Regions from separate parts of the Homo sapiens genome. Here region 2 is linked to region 1. The links are chromatin loops, found by intact Hi-C in ENCODE. Cell type or tissue: PC-3. All regions are shown on one strand. Each heading gives the region's core, and the rest is flanking DNA. Links, peaks and the distances in the headings are about the cores only. Region 1 overlaps SUCLG2 (succinate-CoA ligase GDP-forming subunit beta). Region 2 overlaps SUCLG2 (succinate-CoA ligase GDP-forming subunit beta).

What was found. Peaks named below come from ENCODE experiments on the same cell type or tissue, not always from the same donor. Only the 100,000 strongest peaks of a DNase experiment are listed, where the experiment ranks them.
Region 2: a loop joins it to region 1, with 4 times the contacts of the local background. A loop is called at or near these places in 11 of 110 quality-filtered maps.

Annotation. Positions count from the first base shown.
Region 1 is chr3:67,380,351-67,390,406 of GRCh38, forward strand. All of the region lies in intron 10 of SUCLG2 (succinate-CoA ligase GDP-forming subunit beta), which reads right to left. Among named protein-coding and RNA genes, the nearest start is that of MIR4272, 160 kb to the left of the region's middle. In PC-3, for the core only: a CTCF peak has its summit at 4,618 (motif pointing right); a DNase peak (open chromatin) is centred at 4,641.
Region 2 is chr3:67,599,144-67,609,199 of GRCh38, forward strand. All of the region lies in intron 2 of SUCLG2 (succinate-CoA ligase GDP-forming subunit beta), which reads right to left. Among named protein-coding and RNA genes, the nearest start is that of SUCLG2, 50 kb to the right of the region's middle. In PC-3, for the core only: a CTCF peak has its summit at 6,482 (motif pointing left); a DNase peak (open chromatin) is centred at 6,448; H3K27ac peaks cover 829 bases.

The sequences.
Region 1 (10,056 bases), core at 3,369-5,868:
GCTAACACTGGTGGACAGGGCCAGGGAAGAAAGGGGACGGAGCAGTTTCCCAGAAAACCACAACCCTTCTCTCCTCCCAGCTGCTCCTTCAGTGCCATGTGAAAATGCCTAATTGCTTCATAATTCTAGGATCCACAAAAGTGAATTTTAATTATACTTGCAGTTACACTTTAATTACCACCTTAATTATTAAGCATATACTAGGCATGCTCAGAACTAAGCAGTTTTTGAAGGGATTCTCATATTCAAATATGAAGCTCATCTGTTATGAGAAATGGGTCATATGCAGAGCCATCATGACCAGGTAGAAACTTGTTACAGAAGGGGAAAGGGGGGTAGAGAGAGAGAGAGGGAGATAGAGAGAGAGACAAATGAAGAGAGAGACAAGAGACAGAGTCATGGGGAATAGCTCAAAAAGGAACAGACATAAGAAAAAAGACAGGTAGAGAATAAGAGAAAGTAAAGGAAAAAAATGAGTTTGCCAAGTGCCTTCCACACCAGCCCCTACCCTGATGCTGGCACCATCTCTTTGCAGCATTCAACCTGGTTTCTCCTTGAAGGCATAGCTCTACTGCCCACTGACCCTGCCCTTGTCGTTAACTACCACTTGCTTCCTCCTTCCTGTTGAGGGAACAACTGGAAGGGGAGGTGGGGACACGCAGAGAAGAGGGATTAAAAGGAAACCAGCTGGGCATGGTGGCCTGTAGTCCCAGCTACTCAGGAGGCTGAGGTCAGAGGACCGCTTGAGCACAGAAGGTCAAGGCTGCAGTGAGCTGTGATTGCACCACTGCACTCCAGCCTGGGCAACAGAGTGAGACCCACTTCTATTTTCAAAATAAATAAATAAATAAATAAAATAAAATAAAATAAAATAAAAGTAAAACAGCAGAGAGTGGAAACAGGTTATTGAAAAAGAAAAGGAAGAAAAGAATTAGAGGAAGCCTTGGAAATGACTGTGAGTTTCTGCATTCCTTTTTTGCAAAATGATATTATTTGAGTATTTAAGGTTATTTTCTTCTTAATTCACCAAGTGTCTGACATCTATTCCCCAACCCTCTCCCTGCCTTTACTTCTAAATAGAAATTATCATAGCTGCTTTAAACTCTGACATGGAATTAAGTGTTCTAAAGAGTGTTTATGCCTGTGCACAGAATTACAAAGGAAATTGATCTCCTTCCCACATTTAAATGGTGCTACTGACATGTTCTAATATTTATTAAATGCTACATTGCTTTTTAATGAGCCTTCAGGACAACACTTTTAATAACCACCTGTACAGATAACTGATCAACTCATGCTGGTGGAACCTCAGGCACTTCTTAATATCTGCTTGTTGAGAGCCACTCAGCTAAATGGTTATCTACCCACTGCAGGCCTTAAAAATGGAAAATCAAAGGGGAATGAGTTTAAAATGAAATCTTGCTCTACTACTAGGGGATATTATAAATAATAACAATTATTAAAATGTTAAAAATTCGTGACCTCCTTGGCATGTTACCAGTGACTTTCTGCCACTGGGTGGAGTAAGAGAGCTGTAAACAAAGATGCAAGGTTAATTTATCAAAATTTCTTCTTCGCTTTTATTACACACAAGAGAAAATAAAGGTAGTGGGCACATGGTACAGGATTTTGTTCGCAAGGTGCAGACGCCTCCTGCCTTTTATCATAAGGCTGTGAAGAAAATCATTTTCCAGTCTGGAAATATGTAGAAACTGTAATTTAAAAGTTATTATTTTAATAGGAATTCAGTTTTTTAAAAAAGAATACAGTAGTTAGCACTTATTGAGTACATATTAGGTGCAACAAATGTTTGTTGGATACATGAGTTAAGGGATTTACAAGTATCATGAAACTTAATCCTCAGAGCAACCCTGCAGTCAACATCATTTTAATCCCCATTTTACAGGAGAGGCAACAAAAACACTGGGAGGCTTCGGAACTGGCCCGACATCCCCAGCAAGTCAGAGGCTGAGCCAGGACTTGAACCCAGGTTCACCTGAGGGTAAAGCCACATAACCACGCAGCTGGCCTTTAAGTGCTAGAAGGAATTCACTAGAGGAAAATGAGGCCCAGAGATGTCAGACAATTTGCTTGGATCAAACAACCAGTTAACCCTGACAGGTCTGATTCTTGGTCTAGTGCTCTGAGTCAGGGCTGGCAAGTTCTAGTTTTTGGGCAAAATTGAGCCAGCTGCCTCTTTTTGTATCACCTGCAAGTTAAGAATAGGGTTTACATTTTCAAATAGCTGGGAGGAAAAAATCACAGGAACATTTTATGATACATGAAAGTTACATGAAATTCAAATTCCAGCATCCATAAATAACTTTTTCGTGGAACATAGCCAAACTGATTTGCTTCATCAGTGGCTGTTTGCGCTTTGCAATGGGAGGAGTCAGTCGCTGTGGCACAGACAGCATGGCCTCGAAAGCCTAAAGTATTTCAGCCCCTCTGCTGGAAGTAACTGAGTTTTTTTCTCCCCACTGGGAGAGGGGAATTCAGTGGAAACAAGCCAAATTCTCTAAAGCAGCAAATTCCTCCTCAAATGTCCACTGCTCCTGTACCCTTGCACCTCCTTCCTTAGTCTCCTTTCAAGTGGCAATTAGATAGAGGAGGTCCATTTTCTTGGTGACCTGTAAATTTAGATAACTTTTCATGTCTCTTTTGCCTTGTTACTTTATGTCAGAAACAGAATAATTCATTGAGAATCAGAGGCAAAACTTCTGCTATGTCAGCAGCTCTTATTTCTTTGAGATGATATGTGCCTAATACCTAGCACCGTGCTTGGCAGCCAACAGCATTGGCCATCCATGTGGCCTCAGTCGAGATACTGACAAGGGTTTAGATAATAATAAGGATAGCTAACATTTACTGAGCCAAGGACTATTGCAAATTATTTAAAAACTCATCTGCTCCTTACAGCAACCTTATAGAGTTGCCCTATTTTTATTCCATTTTGCAGAGGAAGAAGCTGAGATTTTAAACCCGGTTCTGTTCCCAAGTAGCTGAACAACCTGGGGAAGTTACTGCAGCTTTGAGGCTTTAGATTTCTCCTTGAATGTGAATCATATCTAAATGCTTTGTACCCCTAACATTTTATGAAGATTAAAGATGACATAAGATATTCTGTGTGGCTGTATTGTATCCACACCTAATCTCCTCGATGATTTCTTCTCGCACAGTAAGAAGAAATCAACACTCGAGGTGTGAATGTGATAGTTATTCGGACCATCACAGCAGGAGCCCCCAGCTCCAGTGGCAGGAAGCCAATGGCTAAGTTCTTCTCTACACGGTTTCAAAGAATGGTGTGTATGTGCTATGATCATGCAAGCAAGGTTTAGGATCAAGTCTAACATATTCACTGAGAGCTGATGCTACGTGCTTATGCTTTCAATTACGTTAACCCTTGAAAAAAAGCAACATAGATACTAAACCAAAGTTAAAGGAGCCTTAATATTAAACAAGAATGGAATGAACCCTCTGGCAAGCAAGAACACCTTACACTTCTGTGCTCACCTGCCATCATCTGCTAGGGATAAGACAATTCTTTTAAAGAAGGGATGTTTTATACACCCAAACATCTGCATGTGAATTTACCTTTCATGCTTTCCTTGAATCTTCCTCCTAGCTTTCAAGCCATGCATACTCTAATTTACGGATGATTTAAGAAATTTTCAAAGGTAATTTTAACAGTGTGAGACTTTTGTCGAAAATGCTGACTTTGGTCCACCATTACTGCCTAGGACAGAATCACATTCATCACTGTGTCACTCAGTGTGATTCTGTCCTTACGTGGGGAAATGACTGAGTGGACCTCATTGCTAATATTTTCCTTGGGAAGAAGTCAGATTCTCAGAGCTTAATATTGCCTGCCAAATTCTTACTTGACTCTCACGAGACATTTCAGAGCTTAGGGGAAGGGAGATTTAGATAGAGATAACGTGAGGATTTTCCAGAATTCTAGGTCTTGCTGCTGGCCTCTTTTCTACACTAGGGATCTGCAAGCTATAGCTCACGGACCAAATCTGTTCCACTATCTGTTTTTGTTAAAAAAAGATTACTGTGACACAGCCATGTCCATTCCTCTACCTATTGTCTACTGCTGCTTCAACACTACAATGGCAGAGCTGAGTAATCACAACAGGGAATATACAGACACAAAGCCTAAAATCCTGCCCTTTACAGAAAAAGTTTGTAGACCTTTGCTCTATACAATCCAAATTTCTGGCCTTGTGGCTAAAGGGTCAGGTGAAGACAAGAATCATCTTCATCTGGTGTTTCCCAGCTTGCAGTCCCTACTTCTGACTTGATATAGTGGTAAGCAGCTATATATCTAGGAGAAAAAAACCCACCTATGGTCTCTTTGAATTGACAATGGCAAATATTGGCTCGAATTTCCACTCCCTCCACCCCTTCCCACATGTGTGGCTGGAAAGATCATAGAACTCTTTTTCCACTGAGCTGGGATATAGCCTCAGAATCTTTCTTGGCACAGCACTGCTCAGGCAGCCACTGCCAATAAAGAGAAGGTGGCATGAGATGAAAGCTGTCTTCCCTCATCTGAAACATTTCTCATGAAGTCTTTCCCCATAGGTAGTTCTGCCTCAGGACAGCCTCAAGGTGGCGCTCTCTGGAAGAGTCTCAGCGGGACACACTTAGCGTCTATAAGACACTACAGACTGAATCACCTGTAAGTCTCGTCCTGATAGCAATGTGCTCGCTCGCTCTTTTTGATGGCTCATCAAATATGACTTTCAAGTGGAAATTGAGTCAGGAAGAAATGAACTGACTAGTCACTCAGAAGATACCCGAGAGCACGCAGTGGTGTTCTGACACTATAAGGCAGCACTTAGGATATGCGAGTCCTGGTACCTGCCCAGTTTTAAAACCTCTCCTTATAAAAATGGCCACACCCACAGCTGCTGCTCAGGGAAGCAACTTCAGGCTCTTGTTCCTGAAGGGATGACCACTGCCTAGAGTGGGGCAGCTACCCGACCAAAGGCAGCCCACTCCTGGGGCAGATAAGACCTGTGATGTGCACTGGGGGATGTTTCCTTCCATGCAGAGGGACAGTCATTAGTGTAACCCCTCCTGTTCTCTTTGCCTATCACTGGCTCCATCCGGGAGTGGTGATGGTGTAGGGAGCTGACTGAATATTTGAATGGAGAAAGTTGGCATGGGTAGTCCCGCCCCTTCCTCTGGCCTTCCTTTTAGGGATATGCCACTCAGAGTGAGTCCAGGTCATCCTCTGCTCCTTGGGTTCCACCCTGGGATGGAAGGTACACTGAAGTCTAGTGGAGCCTGTGACTGGGTTTACAAAGCTGCCTAATTCTGGGGCTTAGAGTAAGGAAGCTCACTGGTGGTCACACAATAAGGTGCATCCTCCAACTACTTCTTTTTTCTTTGGTGATGAAGGTAATACTTTTGTTTCCTCAGTCTATTTTATTTCTTACTGGGATCAGAACCCAGGTGGAAAAGGATCTGTTGGGCCTCTTCAAAGACCCTAACCCCAAGGCTTGGCTGGATGGGCTGTGAACAATGGGAGCAGTGGCTATTAGGTAAGCTAATTAGGTTGGCTACCTATGGGATCTGGACTTTTAAGGAACACCGTGGGATCAGGATGGCCTTCCTGAGAGGCTAGAAGGTCTCAGAGGGACCAAGAAAAAACACAAAGGAGTGAGAAAGTCAGTTCTGTGGACCATACTCTGAGAATCACCATAGTAACAGCAGTAACAGACACTTTATTTATTTATTTATTTGAGACGGAGTCTCGCTCTGTCACCCAGACTGGAGTGCAGTGGCGCGATCTCGGCTCACTGCAAGCTCCGCCTCCCAGGTTCACGCCATTCTCCTGCCTCAGCCTCCCAAGTAGTTGGGACTACAGGCGCCCGCCACCACGCCCGGCTAATTTTTTTTTTTTTTTGTATTTTTAGTAGAGACGGGGTTTCACCGTGTTAGCCAGGATGGTCTCGATCTCCGACCTCATTATCCACCTGAATAACAGACACTTTAATATGATAACTATCCAAAAGTCTTGTACACTTCATCAACAAACTCAGATTACTATACTCAAGCAGCCCCACTGAGTCAACATCTACTGTATTAGTCTGTTCTCACGCCGCTAATAAAGACATATCCAACACTGGGTAATTGATAAAGGAAAGGGGTTTAATTGACTCAAAGTTCCACATGGCTGAGGAGGCCTCACAATCGTGGTGGAAGAGCAAGGGACGTCTTACATGGTGGCAGGCAAGAAAGGGCATGTGTAGGGGAATTCCCCTTTGTAAAACTACCAGATCTTGTGAGGCTTATTCACTATCAGGAGAACAGCATGGGAAAAACCCACCACCATGATTCAATTATCTTCCACAGGGTGCTGCCCACAACACGTGGGGATTATTACAATTCAAGATGAGATTTGGGTGGGGACACAGAGGCAAGCCATATCATTTACAGTATCATTCTTGGAACAGCTCAGTTTTCCCAAGCTCTGTGTTGCAGCCATAATTCCCTGGAGACCTTCTCAAGAAAAAGTCCAAGGATATTTTGACTCTGCTGGTGTACCCCCATCCTTTGACATGAAGACTCCCAAACAGTTGTAGCCTGTGTTGTTCTCTGTGCTTGCCTCTCTCTTTGTATCTCTTTCTTCTTCCACTCTCTGCCACTCTCCTTTCTCTTTCCTTCCCTGAGACTGTCTGCCTCACATGTTTAGATCTGCACAATATGGACTTAATAGAAATAATAATCACAAAGGAAAAATGAAAATGGCAGACACGCCAGTCAGCAAAGCCTAATATGAACATTAAAACATACTGATGAATTAAATCTTCTTAGAAGTGTAAATGCAGCATAATTGATCCCAATAAAAGTAATAAAAGGAAAATAAGTGACAAAGCTACAATGAAAAAAAATTGATCAAGGAGTCAATGAGTGCATCAGTATTGGTGTATTTCTGATTAAAATGTTGATGTCAGACTGTTTTCAGGGTCAAAGTGATCAGAGACCCTCAGATTTTAAGAGTCAACTCTTCTCCTGTTCTTAAAGGGGGAAAGGTCTCTATCAGCCAATTATATTATTGTTTGTCACTGGAAATAACTAGAAATGAATGCACACTACGATTGACCCATTCTTTCTGGGGATCCTTTCTGTGCCTGAGTTGTCACAGAGGCCCACAATTTATTAGTTATTCATACATTTCGAGAAAAGCTAGTTACCCTGCCTTAAATTTTTCCCAAAAGATTTAAAGGAGTGCATCTTTTATTTTCATACTCTGCTTAGTATTCCAGAAGAATTAAGTGATTTTTATAATACGCAGATGATATTCATGCTGAAATATGCAAAATACCACATTCAAGATTATTTTCCTTAATATTCTCTGCTGATTGCATCAGAGGTCTATCTGAGATACTAAGAAGAAGATTTGACATTTCTAAATTTGTTAGATGATCAGATTTGAATCTTTTAACTAAATGTACTTCCAAGGTTTATGCCTGTGGTTTTTTAATTAGTTAATTAGTATATTAGTAAATACCATGTGCATGCAGGTCAATGAACTTTAGGCATTAAGGAGGATCAAGAGAGATGTAAAAAAAAATGTCAGCTACTAGATGGCTGGGAAAATAAAATGGAAAAAACTAACAACATAAGACAATATCTATAAAATGGTAACAAGTGTTATCTGCTAATAGGACCTGCTTCTATCTTAGTAAAAGTAGCCATCAGGGGATCCCAGACAGCCACCAGACTGGTTTGCTGAATCTTCAGAAATATTGATAACTTCACAATGTCCACTGTATCATGAAGGAATTGAATGTGATAGCTCAGGATGAGATCAAAGAGGGCACTGCCTTCCAAATTTATGCAAAGAAAAATATACATAGTGACCCTTCTTAGCCACTACCCTCTTTCCACTATTATAGCTCCTCTCTTACCGTAAGAATCTGGGATCTTTATCAAGAGAGAAAAAGCAAGAGAGCTTTGGACATTTCTGGAGTCCTAGCTGGTGTCCTTTTCTTCCTCTTGTGGGAATTGGCATCTTGTGTGATAAACGTCCTCGGATAGATACAGGGTCTCACACTCAACATGAAACTACCAGGGATACTCACTAATATTCATATGTGTGATTTCTGTGAATGGAGCAGACCCATAGCAAGACAAGACCTATCCCAACATTGTATTGACCATGCCTAATAAAGGGAAGATGAAGCATTCTGTTATAACTGTATTCTTGGCACTGATCATAGGTGAAACAATGCAGAAATTTGAAGAAGGTATTATCCATAAAGGGAACTAAATGCAAATCAAGCCAATGCTTTTTAGACTAAGGAAATGCAGACTCCTAATAATGTGTCCCTTTAAGGGACAAAAGTCAGTGCCTAGTGTAGCTCTGCTCACTTTCATTGGCATAACCCACTTTTATGCTTATTCAACATGGACTATTATAGTTATAGTAGATTTAGAGATGTGAGTTAGCAAAGAAGTAGTATAAAAGGAGAATTTCCAAGTTGAGTCTGGAGGATAGGTAAGAATTGAATCATTGCAAAGGAAGAAGGAAGGAGTGGGTAGAGGATCAGAAGTCAGTCATCAAGTAAGTCATCATCCATACCTGAGAGTTGGTATTGGGGTCGTAACAGAGGTAAAAACTGAAGCCCAGGACCTGGGTAGATCAGAAGGATGTCCTGGAGAGAGTAATGGCTTTGCAGCAATATGTTACGGCTAAAAGAACAGAGTGGGAAAACTGAGTAGGTACCGAGTCAATGACATTAGGCAGAACCAAAAACCCAAGCAGAATTGCCACAGATATAAAGTGGTATGGAGGCAAGAGCAGAGAGAAAAGGAGATGAGACAACAAGGGGAATCTAAGGAATTTAAATCTGTGAACCAGAAGAATGATGGCATAGTTGATGGACTTGGGAAAGTCAGAAAGGGAACTCAATAGAGAGCGTGGGAGAGGATCAGAGATGAAGCTGCAACACTGGAGAGAGTGCATGTGGAGAAAGATGTATGAATACAGGGGGCCATCCAAGGAGAGATGTGACAGACAAATGGAGAAGTTATGGTCATTTTAAAGGCCCTTCATAAACCACATGCAGAACTGTGGTTTTCAAAGATAGCTCAGTGAAAATGAAAAACCAACCAAAACCAAAAATATCTTGTCACAAATAGTGGTTCTCAGTACTTCCAGTGGAGAAAAAGTTGCCAACTACAGGGACCTTTGCGAAATGTCTTTTATCTTCCATCTAAATTTTTCATTTGCTTTCCTCTATGTCAAAACATAAATTCTTATTCTCTCACAATTTTCTCTACATTTAGTTGTAGTTTATCCAACCTTAGAGTATGATTTGGTTCCTTCTGTTTTTTTTTTCTAAACAGAGCAAGTCTTCATTTGTCTACAAGAACAAAGAAAGATAAAGTGGTACAAAGAGATGGAAACATTTTGGACGCTTTTAGTGGTAGTTTCTATTTGACCTGACATTACACTATACTCTGTTTTGATGGATGAATTTCTCAAGGTTCTTTATTCATATCAATATTAAAATTGGCTCAGACTCCCACAACACACACCATTGTCTAGCTAGGGAGAGTGAGGTGAAAACGGGTCTCCATCATCCCAGTAGCTATTACAAAGCCAAGTGACACTAAAAATGAGATGTGATGGAAAAATGTTACCAGAGACTGGATTACAATGGTACATAATTTTTATTGCTAATATTTATTAAGTACTTTCTAAGTTTCAGGCACGCTGCCACATGTTTATCACAGTCTGAAGAACTGTGAGATTTTCAGTGATCCAGATAACAGACATTTCAAAACCCAGTGGCACATTTTGTAACTACTACCTATTTCCTGTGAATAAAGTAAGTGGCCTTCTTGTTTGTTTGGTGACCATTCAGAAGATCCAGGGTCCTTGCCATCAGTCTCTCTAATATGCAGCCCACATTTTAAAGATTCTGTTGCCCACCCACAATGTATTAAAAATATCCTGATGAGAAAAGTTTTAATCAATCAAATCAGGCTTGATGTAGTGGGATTTTGTGGACAAATCTTTGTTCTCAGCTG
Region 2 (10,056 bases), core at 5,078-7,577, 220 kb after region 1:
TACAGATGAGGAAACTGAGGATTCTAGAGGCTAAGTAACTTGCCTAGGGTTGTGAAGCTATCGTGGAGCAAATGCAAGATTTGAATTCAAGGCGAACTCCAGAGTCATCCTCACCATATTAGAAGGTGCACTATGAAAGAAAGAATTTGGACGAAGGCAGGAAGGAAACTGATGTGGCCACACACTGGGTAACAGGCATAAAGAGAGGACAATGAGCGAAAGGTAAATTGTGACTGCGTCATGCACAGCTGACTGTGTATGCCACAGTGAGTTAAAACTGAATCCACTAAACAAGGAACAGTAGTAAGAAATTCTGAGCAAGAGTGTCTCAACGGGATCCAGGTTTTCTCATGTTTATGATGCTAATGGACAGATCATTTATAAAGAAAATATATATTTATGTAAAGTTGTTTTTCAGTGCTGCATCTAGCACCTGAAGATTCTGGGAACAATTTGATTTTTGCACATCAAATACCTTTAGCACTGTTATTTTCCCCCTGTTATCCACGTCCCATCTGTTTCCTCTGCCCCATGCTGAAGTGACTGGTATATTTGCTCAAATAAAAGCCTGAAGACAAAAAAAAAAAAAAACTCTAATACTTGGCTCACATTTAATTTGAGAGAAATAGACTCCCAAATCTCTTAGCTTGTTCGATGTTGAATGAAAGAAAAAAAATTACACAGCTGAGATAGCTTGTTTACTTACCCAATTTTCATCCTAAGGTAGATCAAGTAACACAACTCTTTTAAACCTTCTCAATTCATTTCCTGACTTTTTTGTCCGTAACCTAGAAAACTCAAGTACAGCCTTAGTACTATTTATGAACATCTGTTAAACATTGCCAATGCCTGTTACAACCACCTTGGGGAATAGTGTAGCATCTTAAAAGCATAATTCCATATGTAATATTTATTCTGTTGCAATGTAAAGAAAGTATGACGCTCATTTTCTTTAAAAATTATGCAACTTTTGACTTACATCTTCATCTACTTAGAAAATATCAACCAACAGTACACAAGTCATTATATATTCATTATCAAGTTATCTGACAAGTTGTATAAAAAAACATAGCTTCACACTTGGGTGTTATTGCAAAAGTATTGAAAATTTTTATTTTTATCTGCTGTTGATGTTTTAATAGTTGTTTTGTATTTCTTTCATGACGGCTCAAAACACTGGCTCAGTTCAATCCAAAAAAAGAAGAAAAAAAGAAAGAGAACTTGGTGAGTGCCTCATTTGTGTGAAATGTGTTTCGTTTATCTTTGTTGCCATCTCAATCATTCCTTGAAGTATGTATTATTATCCCCTATTTTATAGTCAAGTAAATTGTGGTTTAGGGTAATCAGTCAAAGTAGGGCTGGGATGGGAGCTCTGTTCTGACTGTATAGCCTGTGTTTCTTCTAAGCCTTGAAGCAAAGAGACAAAGATTTTCAAGATTCTAAACACTACTTTCAGAAGAGACCACTACATGATCACCAAACCCATTTCTTCTTTTTCCTAAGCATGGATTGAAACTGTATTTCCCAGCCACCCTTGAAGTTGGTTGAGATCTTGCAATTACTTTTAGCTGAAATGACACAGTCCATGCAAATTTCTACATGCAATCCTCCATGGTTTTTTTGCCTTTTGAGTGGCTGGAATGGGCATACTTTCCAGGTCATCTTTGGGAGCCATGTGTGGAAGACAGCAGAGTGAAAAACAAAAGGAGCCTGGGTTCCTGTGGCAGACCAAGAACATCATGCTAGATTTGTATGTGAATAGGAAATAACTTCTTCTTGCACCAGGCTACTGAGAATGGGGCAGCTCATGTGCTTCAGAAGCTAGCACTACCTAATATGCCAATACAGAGAAAAACAATCCAAAAATAACCACAAGAGGAAATAACACAGTCAATCTAGAGATTATCATAAAACCTTAAAATAATATTTTGGAAAAAAATTTAATATTTAGACAATGTTCATTTTATAATATAGAATTTTAAAACAAAAATTATAAACAAAACTGTACTTAGTACCTCACCAAATTTATAAACAAGCTCATTCTCTCTCAATGATGTCATATACATATGTACACAGAAATTAATATTGCTGAATGCATGTGTGCAAAACAAAAATGAAAGAAAATATGTTAATATTAGCACAGGCTTCCTCTAAGTAATGAGATTAGAAGATATTTTTTACTTATTTTTTACTTTTTTGTAATTTTCTGTATTTTCCAATATCAAAATAATGAGCATGTTCCTTTGATAATCAGAAAAGATTTGTCTAATTATGTTTAAGATTTCTTTAAAAGGGGCAATCCACCCAGACAGAGCGATCACAGCAGTGAGGTCCTATGTCATTTACCCTAGGTAAAGTTTTTCTGTTTTTCTGCATTTATAGCCCATAAAGTACCCTCTGAACTTTCAAAACTGCCAAACTTTACAATGGGGTGAGTCAAAGGCCCCCAGGGTAAAATATTTCACGGGAAAGTCCTGGAAAATGAGACCACATGCCAACATAACTTCTTTGCCCATTCTCAATGAGGTAGCTTTAAAAAAACAAGTCGGCCAGGCCTATAATCTTCCCAACTTGGCCTCCCAAAGGCCAGCAATTTGGGAGGTCAAAGTGGGAAGATCACTCGAGGCCAGGAGTTCGAGACCATCCTGGCCAACATGGCGAAACCCCGTGTCTATTAAAAATATAAAAATTAGCTGGGCATGGTGGTGCACGCCTGTAATCCCAGATACTCAGGAGGCTAAGTCATGAGAACCGCCTGAACCTGGGAGGCAGAGATTGCAGTGAGCTAAGATCGCACCCCCCAACTCCAGCCGGGGCGACAGAGCAAAAGTGTCTCAAAAAATTAAAAAATTAAAAATTAAAAAAATAAAAACAAGATAATACATAACTGCATTAATGACACACCAAAAAGACAGAAAGTAAAATTATGTTAGTTACCATGGATACACAATCATGGGCATGAAGAGATCTGGTGACACTCAGTACCAGTCCTTAAAGGAAAGTCTTTCCCTTTGGTTTAGATGAAGATTCCAGGAGATAATATTTATGAAATGCTCAGCACAATACCAGGCACATGGTAAAGGCCCAAAGCTTAAACACCACCACTATTATTTTTATTGGTAAAAGTGTAAGAAGAATTAATCCTTGCTTTAGTAGGCTGTTAAAATTGAAGTTAAGGCATTGAGTTTCAAAGTACTGTTCTCATTTGTTTCTGAGAAAACTGAAAGGAAGCTACATGTACACTCCCATAAAGCCTGCCTGCCCACAACCCGCCTTGATCTCGCCCTTCACTCTGCAGGTCTCCTGCAGAGTGGTATTCAGTGAATACCACAAGACACTTAGGGAAAAGATATTCTAGCACAGAGAAATTCTAAGGAGATGACCAGAGAAGACCATTTATATTTGCAGACTTAGGAAGAAGAAAAAAGAACATTTTATAAAAGGGGGATCTCTTTGCAAAAATACATACAATAGAAAATGTCATTAAAAGCTACAACTTGTTGAATGGGATATCCTCTTTATAAATACAGTTAGGGAAAACCATTAATTTAAATTCAGGTGCTCCTTTAAGGAGCATTTGCAAGCGAGCATGAGCAAGTGAACATTTTCTGAATAACAATATTTATTCGTGAGCACCTACTGCCTCTGAGGACCTATGAGAAGCACTCTATCTGCATGAGACCAGGTTCTTAGCAGCAAGCAACAGAAATTAACTCTAGCTCAAATAAGCATGAACTAAATTACGAAAAAGAAATTGGGAGGCTCACATAATCACCAAGAAGGCAGGACAATCAGACTTAAAAAATGGGAAGGAACCAAAGAGGCCAACAGCAGGCAGGCACACAATCAAATCACACCACAGGAACCATCTGTCTGGTGAGGACACCACTGTTATTCCTAGAAAGCAGATACCGCTTCAACCTCTCATGGACCACATATGCCATTACCCTAGGAGCAGCTTTATATTATTGACTCCAAAGTCAAAATAATGGGCAGCTGATATGTTGGTAAAAGGAAAACTTACTTCACAAAAATCAATGTTATCCTTGTCTGTCATTATAAGACAAAAATGACCGTCATCTCAATAAAAAGGATATTAAGATCTTTTTGCAAGATCCTAACCACATGTCATAGGACAAAGCCACAACAATCAAGGAGGCTTGCAATGTATTTAATTGACTATGGGATTAATAGTACATATCAATCAGTAGTCAATGCACAACAGTTCTTTTTTTACATCAAATACAATTCCTTAATGGTGTTAAGTAATTCACCAGGCTTTAGGATGTGATTACATAATACCAAAAGAACAAGTTATCATATTGACGAATGGAAACATGTTATAGCTGAAAGCAATCAAAAGCTAGCCAAGTTCAATAAAAGCTCCTTATCTCCATTTTAGGATGCATGTCATTAGGCCAGAGAAGATTAATTTCTCCATTCATAGTTCAATTTTCTTTCCCAACAAAAAATAAAACTGAGCTTTTGAAACGCAATTTTCTTGCTTAATCAAATGGTAAGAGTCTCATGTCAACATGTGTGGAATAATTAATAAATTGTAGAGATTCTAAAAACTGAAAGATAGTGATCCTAGATATGTTTCATCTAAGTTTATATACAAATACTTTTTTAAGACAGGTATTTCCAGTTATATGAGAGACACAATCCTTCACTCACTTTCAAAGAGAACTGAAAAGGTAACATGAAGATCAGTCATTCACACAGTAGGTATTCTGTAATGATCTGTTGACTGTATTCATTAATTTAATCCATAAGAGAAAAAAAGTATGTACTTATAAGCCTCCTAAGAAAATTGTATGCAACGTAAACAACTCCTCCTTTAAAGCGTGATTATAAAAGGTGGCTCCGATAAATGGCAGCAGCAATGAATATTATCCACACATTAAAAACTTAATTCAAACAAATTTGCTCTCTCAGACATAAATCCATTTTCTATGCAAGAAAATGAGGATCTCACTCAATATCTTACCATTATGAACAGTGTTTCAGAAACAAAATGTATGCATTACCCATTTTAAACAAATGTTCAAATTAACAAGCTTTCCATAACTACACAGCAAAAGGTTCTATTTGCTCAGAGATAAAAGCAAATGAATCATTAAGAAAATATCTGCAGATTGCAGTTTCTATATATTGCACCTTAAAACCTGCCACATCTAGTTTTAATCCAATCTTCTAATTTTATTAATATGCATTTTCCATGTTTAAAATGCTGACCCACACATAAAAATCTCCCAAAAATATCATCATCAAGTTAGCAAAAGGAAAATGCTAGGGGAGATTTAATCTAATCTGACTGGATTAAAATCCCATCATCTTTGTCATTTAGCTCTACAATCTCGGCATGTTTTTTAACTTTATCTTGCCTGTTTCCTTGCTTGTAAAATGACATAAACAATGACTGAATTTGGCGACCAACTGAATATAGTAGACATGAGAGACATTAATGATGCAGAGCTATTTCAGCTGGGTAAGTAGGGTGGCGAGAAGAAGAGAAGGTTTGAAGCAACCAAGAGATGACAAGTTCCATTTAGGTCAGGTGTGCCAAAGACACTCATGAACAAGTGGTCAACAGACAACTAGGAATGCAGCTTCAGGCACAAAGAAAGAGATCTGCGAGACAATCCGCAGAGAAGTCACCCTGGAAATCACAGATATGATTAATGTCACATTTATTTTCAAAATATTTTATAAAATGTCATTTCAAAACACATCAAAATATGAATAAAGTAGGAAGGTAAGCAAATATCTTTCAATTATTTACAAATCTTTCTAATTAAAATATGAACTCTCCTAACACATGATTAACAGGATAGTTATTACGATGTCTCTGGTCTCTCTGTGAGTTAGAATCACAACAGTAGTGAACCTCCTGGAATTTGCTGCCACTGACAACAATGATGATGCTGATAGCAATAAAATCTTATATAGAACTTTCTCAGTGTTAGACACATAATCATTCTAGGCAATTTTCTCCCATGATGGTATCATAATTACAAGGTGAAGATCCCATTTTTTCAGGACAATCAGGAAGATGTGTGCATAATCCAGTTTTAATCTTAACCTCAAATCTATTTGCTAAAACTTCAATCGTGCTCTTGGTTCTGTCAATCTTGTGGTGACAAGAATGTAAATACTCTGAAGTTTTGCCAGATTCTTCTTGCTTTGCTCTCTCCAGGTAATCTCAGTGATGTGCACACAATTTTTATATTTATGATCAACTAATTTCACTTTTAACCAACTAGAATTGGTTCCATATCCTCTTCTAATGCTATAAATTTCCCCTTAGATCAAAACTATTCAACAACAGAAATCAGAGGAGACCTTCCTTCTACCAAAACTACTCACTGAGTTCGGGAAGGATTACTCATTCATTCACCAAATAAGGAGCTTGAATTTTCCAAATTCCTGTTTAGCTCTAGACAGAATCACAGGGAGGCCCTCTGTTGGCCATACCACCTTAAGGAGCATCATAGATATGCACTGGTGAAACCTGCATGCACACACACTCACACACTCCTATAAGCACACACACACAACCATGCATCATTCTCCATTCCTTTATCCAGCTTGATTTTGTCAATCCTTTTATCATTCTCAACCCTTTATCCAGTTTGTATTTCTTGAGAGCATACCTGAAGAACTAATTTTCTTTTACTTCAAATTGCTTTATTGTCTCTTTTTTTCCCTCCCTTGTCCCAGCCCAACACGTCAATGCAACATTGCTCATTCCTCCAGAGCAGAAATTCTATTAAAAGCATGATACAGCCAGGTGCAATGGCTCTCGGTTGTAATCTCAGCACTTTGAGAGGCTGAGGCAGGAAGATCACTTGAGGCCAAACTGGGCAACACAGAGAGACCCCATCTCTACAAAAAATAAAGACACAAAAATTAGCCAGGTGTGGTGGTGTGTGCCTGTAGTCCTACCTACTCTGAAGGCTGAGGTGGGAGGATCACTCGAGCCCAGGAGTTCGAGATTGCACTGAACTATGATTACACCACTGCACTCCAGACTGGGTGACAGAGTGAGACCCTGTCTCTAAAAGAAGTAAAAAATAAATACAAGTAAAAAGCATGGTACACAATCCCCAACCACAATACAATGGCTAAATAAATGTTCATAAAACCATAACTAAGAAGTCAATTAGCTCACTAAGTGCATATCTCCAGGAATATCTCAAAGAGATTAGGTGTTATGCCTAAGAGGGGTGAGGGGAGTAATCAGCTGGCCTCCAGAATTCTCTTTAAAAAACTTAGTTATACCTGCAATGCTAGTGCTTCACTGTATTTAAGAAAATAATGGGGAAATGAAGATCAAAGACCAACTTGAACTTTACATTTCTTTGCTCTCACTTCCCAATCCCCAAACCACAAGAGTATAAAACAAAAATGATCCTTTCTTATGAAAAGGCTGGAATACAGTACTAACCTTTACTGAGTCTATTATCAAAGTTCACTGAGGAGCTCTCATCCAGGTTTAGATCTTATTTTACTGGGATTTTTTCACAGTAAAAACCAATCTTGATAGCTTTTAAAAATGAAACCAATTTTCATTTATTAAAATATAAGTCACTTCAATTTCTACATTTAACATCTGAAAGTCACAAATTAATTTCTTTCTAGAACATAAATTCTATGAAGAAAAAGGGCTTGCCTGTCTTGCACAGCTGTGTCCACAGTGCCTAGTACATGGTTGACCCTCGATAAATATTTGTTCCAGAAGAGAATGCATATACATTTCAACTGACATAACATAGAAAGGGTCTGGTGTATTAGCATCTGGTAGAACTTTAAAAAGTTCAAAGAACAACAATTACTAGCTAAAGTACCTGCGACTTACTCTTAAAAGAGCATAGAAAATTAGAATATTGAAATATGGAGAGTGCTTCTATCCTAAACTCTCAACCTGTGCTACTGATACCTGGACAAGACTGAGTAGCAGACGCACAACTCTTTATTTTTAGTGGGAAATAACTGCATTCCCAAGGCTGAAGGATGCACATGCAAATCCTTCTAGTGTCCAAATGTGCACTGTCCTAGATGGTAGCCACTAGCCACATCAGTCTCTTGAGCACCTGAAATGTGACTAGTCTGAAATGAGATGTGCTGGAAGTGTAGCATTCCAACCAGGTTTCTGAAGATTGGGACAAAAAAATGAACACAAAATATCCTGTTGATAACTTTTTATATTAATTACATGTTGAAATGATGTTGTTTTAGATATATTGGAGTAAACAGAATATATTATTAACATTAATTTCACCCTTTTTTTCATTTTTTTAATGTGACTGTTAGAAAACTTTAAAATACTGACGTGGCTCACATTATACTCCTACTAGACAGTGGCAATCCAGACCGACACCTACAAAGTCTGTATGCCACAGGTGGGGATGCTCACTGAAAGGCAGACAGCAGGACCTGATCCCTAATATCTGGATCTGTAAGGAGGAAAATGAGCTAGATGTTCTACCACACAACAATCGCCCTTTGATATGGTTTGGCTGTCCCCACCCAAATCTCACCTTGAATTGTAATAATCTCCACATGTCAAGGGTGGGGCCAGGGGGAGATAACTGAATCATTGGGGCAGTTTTCCCCATACTGTTCTAATGGTAGTGAGTAAGCCTCACGAGATCTAATGGTTTTATAAATGGGAGTTCCCCTGCACAAGTTCTCGTCTGCCACCATGTAAGACATCCCTTTGCTCTTCCTTTGTCTTCCACTATGATTGTGAGGTCTCCCCAGCCATGCGGAACTGTGAGTCCACTAAATCTCTTTCCTTTATAAATCACCCAGTCTCAGGTATGTCTTTATTAGTAGCATGAGAATAGACTAATACACTCCTAAAGACTCGCAATAGCATTGGGAAATAAGTACTATTAGCTTTGACCTAAAGAAACTGAGGCAAGGACGGAGAAGGTACTTCTGCAGAATTACAAAGCTGGTAAAGGGAAGGCAAAACACTGAAGCAAAGTTAGCTTGACTTTAAAGTCATGCCCTTGTCTTTGGTCTCCTCCAGTCACTCAGAGGGTGCTCTCCCCATGTTCTAAGGGACTTAAAGAAGGATGTCGACAACTGACTCACCCTGCAAAGGCTTCTCAAGCCCTTCAGCCATGTTTCTCCCAGCCACTAACCCACAGCTGACAGAAGTGGGTGAAATAGTGACTAAAATCTCTGAAAAATTACCATGAAGCAACATCCCATGTGCTGCTATCTCAGGTAAAAGAATAAAGTTTTCCTAAATTGATGTTTTTTGCTTTTTTAAATTGCAGTTATCATTTCCTTTATTAGTTAACATGGATCACAATTTCCTTTTTGTGTTATCAAATATTGTTGAAGGCTTCCATCCACTCCCTGCACACATTATTGAACGATGCTCCACTGTTGTACTATTCTTCATTTCAAAAAGAGCTGGGATGAAAACACCCTAATGCTCATACTGTAAGAATTTCTGAGGATACACCCTCCCTAAGGGATACTGAAAAGAAAGGGAAGTTGTTTGTTGTTCTAATTTTTTTTTTTTTTTTAAGAGAGAGAAGGTCTCACTCTGGCGCCCAGGCTAGAGTATGTTAGAGTGATCATAGCCCACTGCAATCTCAAACTCGTGGGCTCAAGTGATCCTCCTGCCAAAGCCTCCAGAGTAGCTAGGACTACAGGCATACACCACCATACTAGGCTAATTTTTTTAGTTTTTGTAGAAACGGGTTCTGCTATGTTGCCCAGGCTGGTCTCAAACTCCTGGACTCAAGTGATCCTCCCTCCTCAGCCTCTCAAAGTACTGAGATTATAGGCATGAGCCACCCCACTGAGCCTGTTCTAAGGTTTTTGACACTTAGGCCAAGTGCCTCCAGTGAGTGATCCTGGCGGAACTGAGGACACAGAGGTGCCTGTGAATCTCATGCAGCATGGGTCAGGCAGGGCCCAGTCTAGAGGAAACCTCTAGGTGTGCCAGGGAAGAAAGGCTCTATTCTCCTACACCCAGGCCATCACACTGAAGGCTGTCCTGTGATTCCACATCTCCTCCCAGGTCAGCAG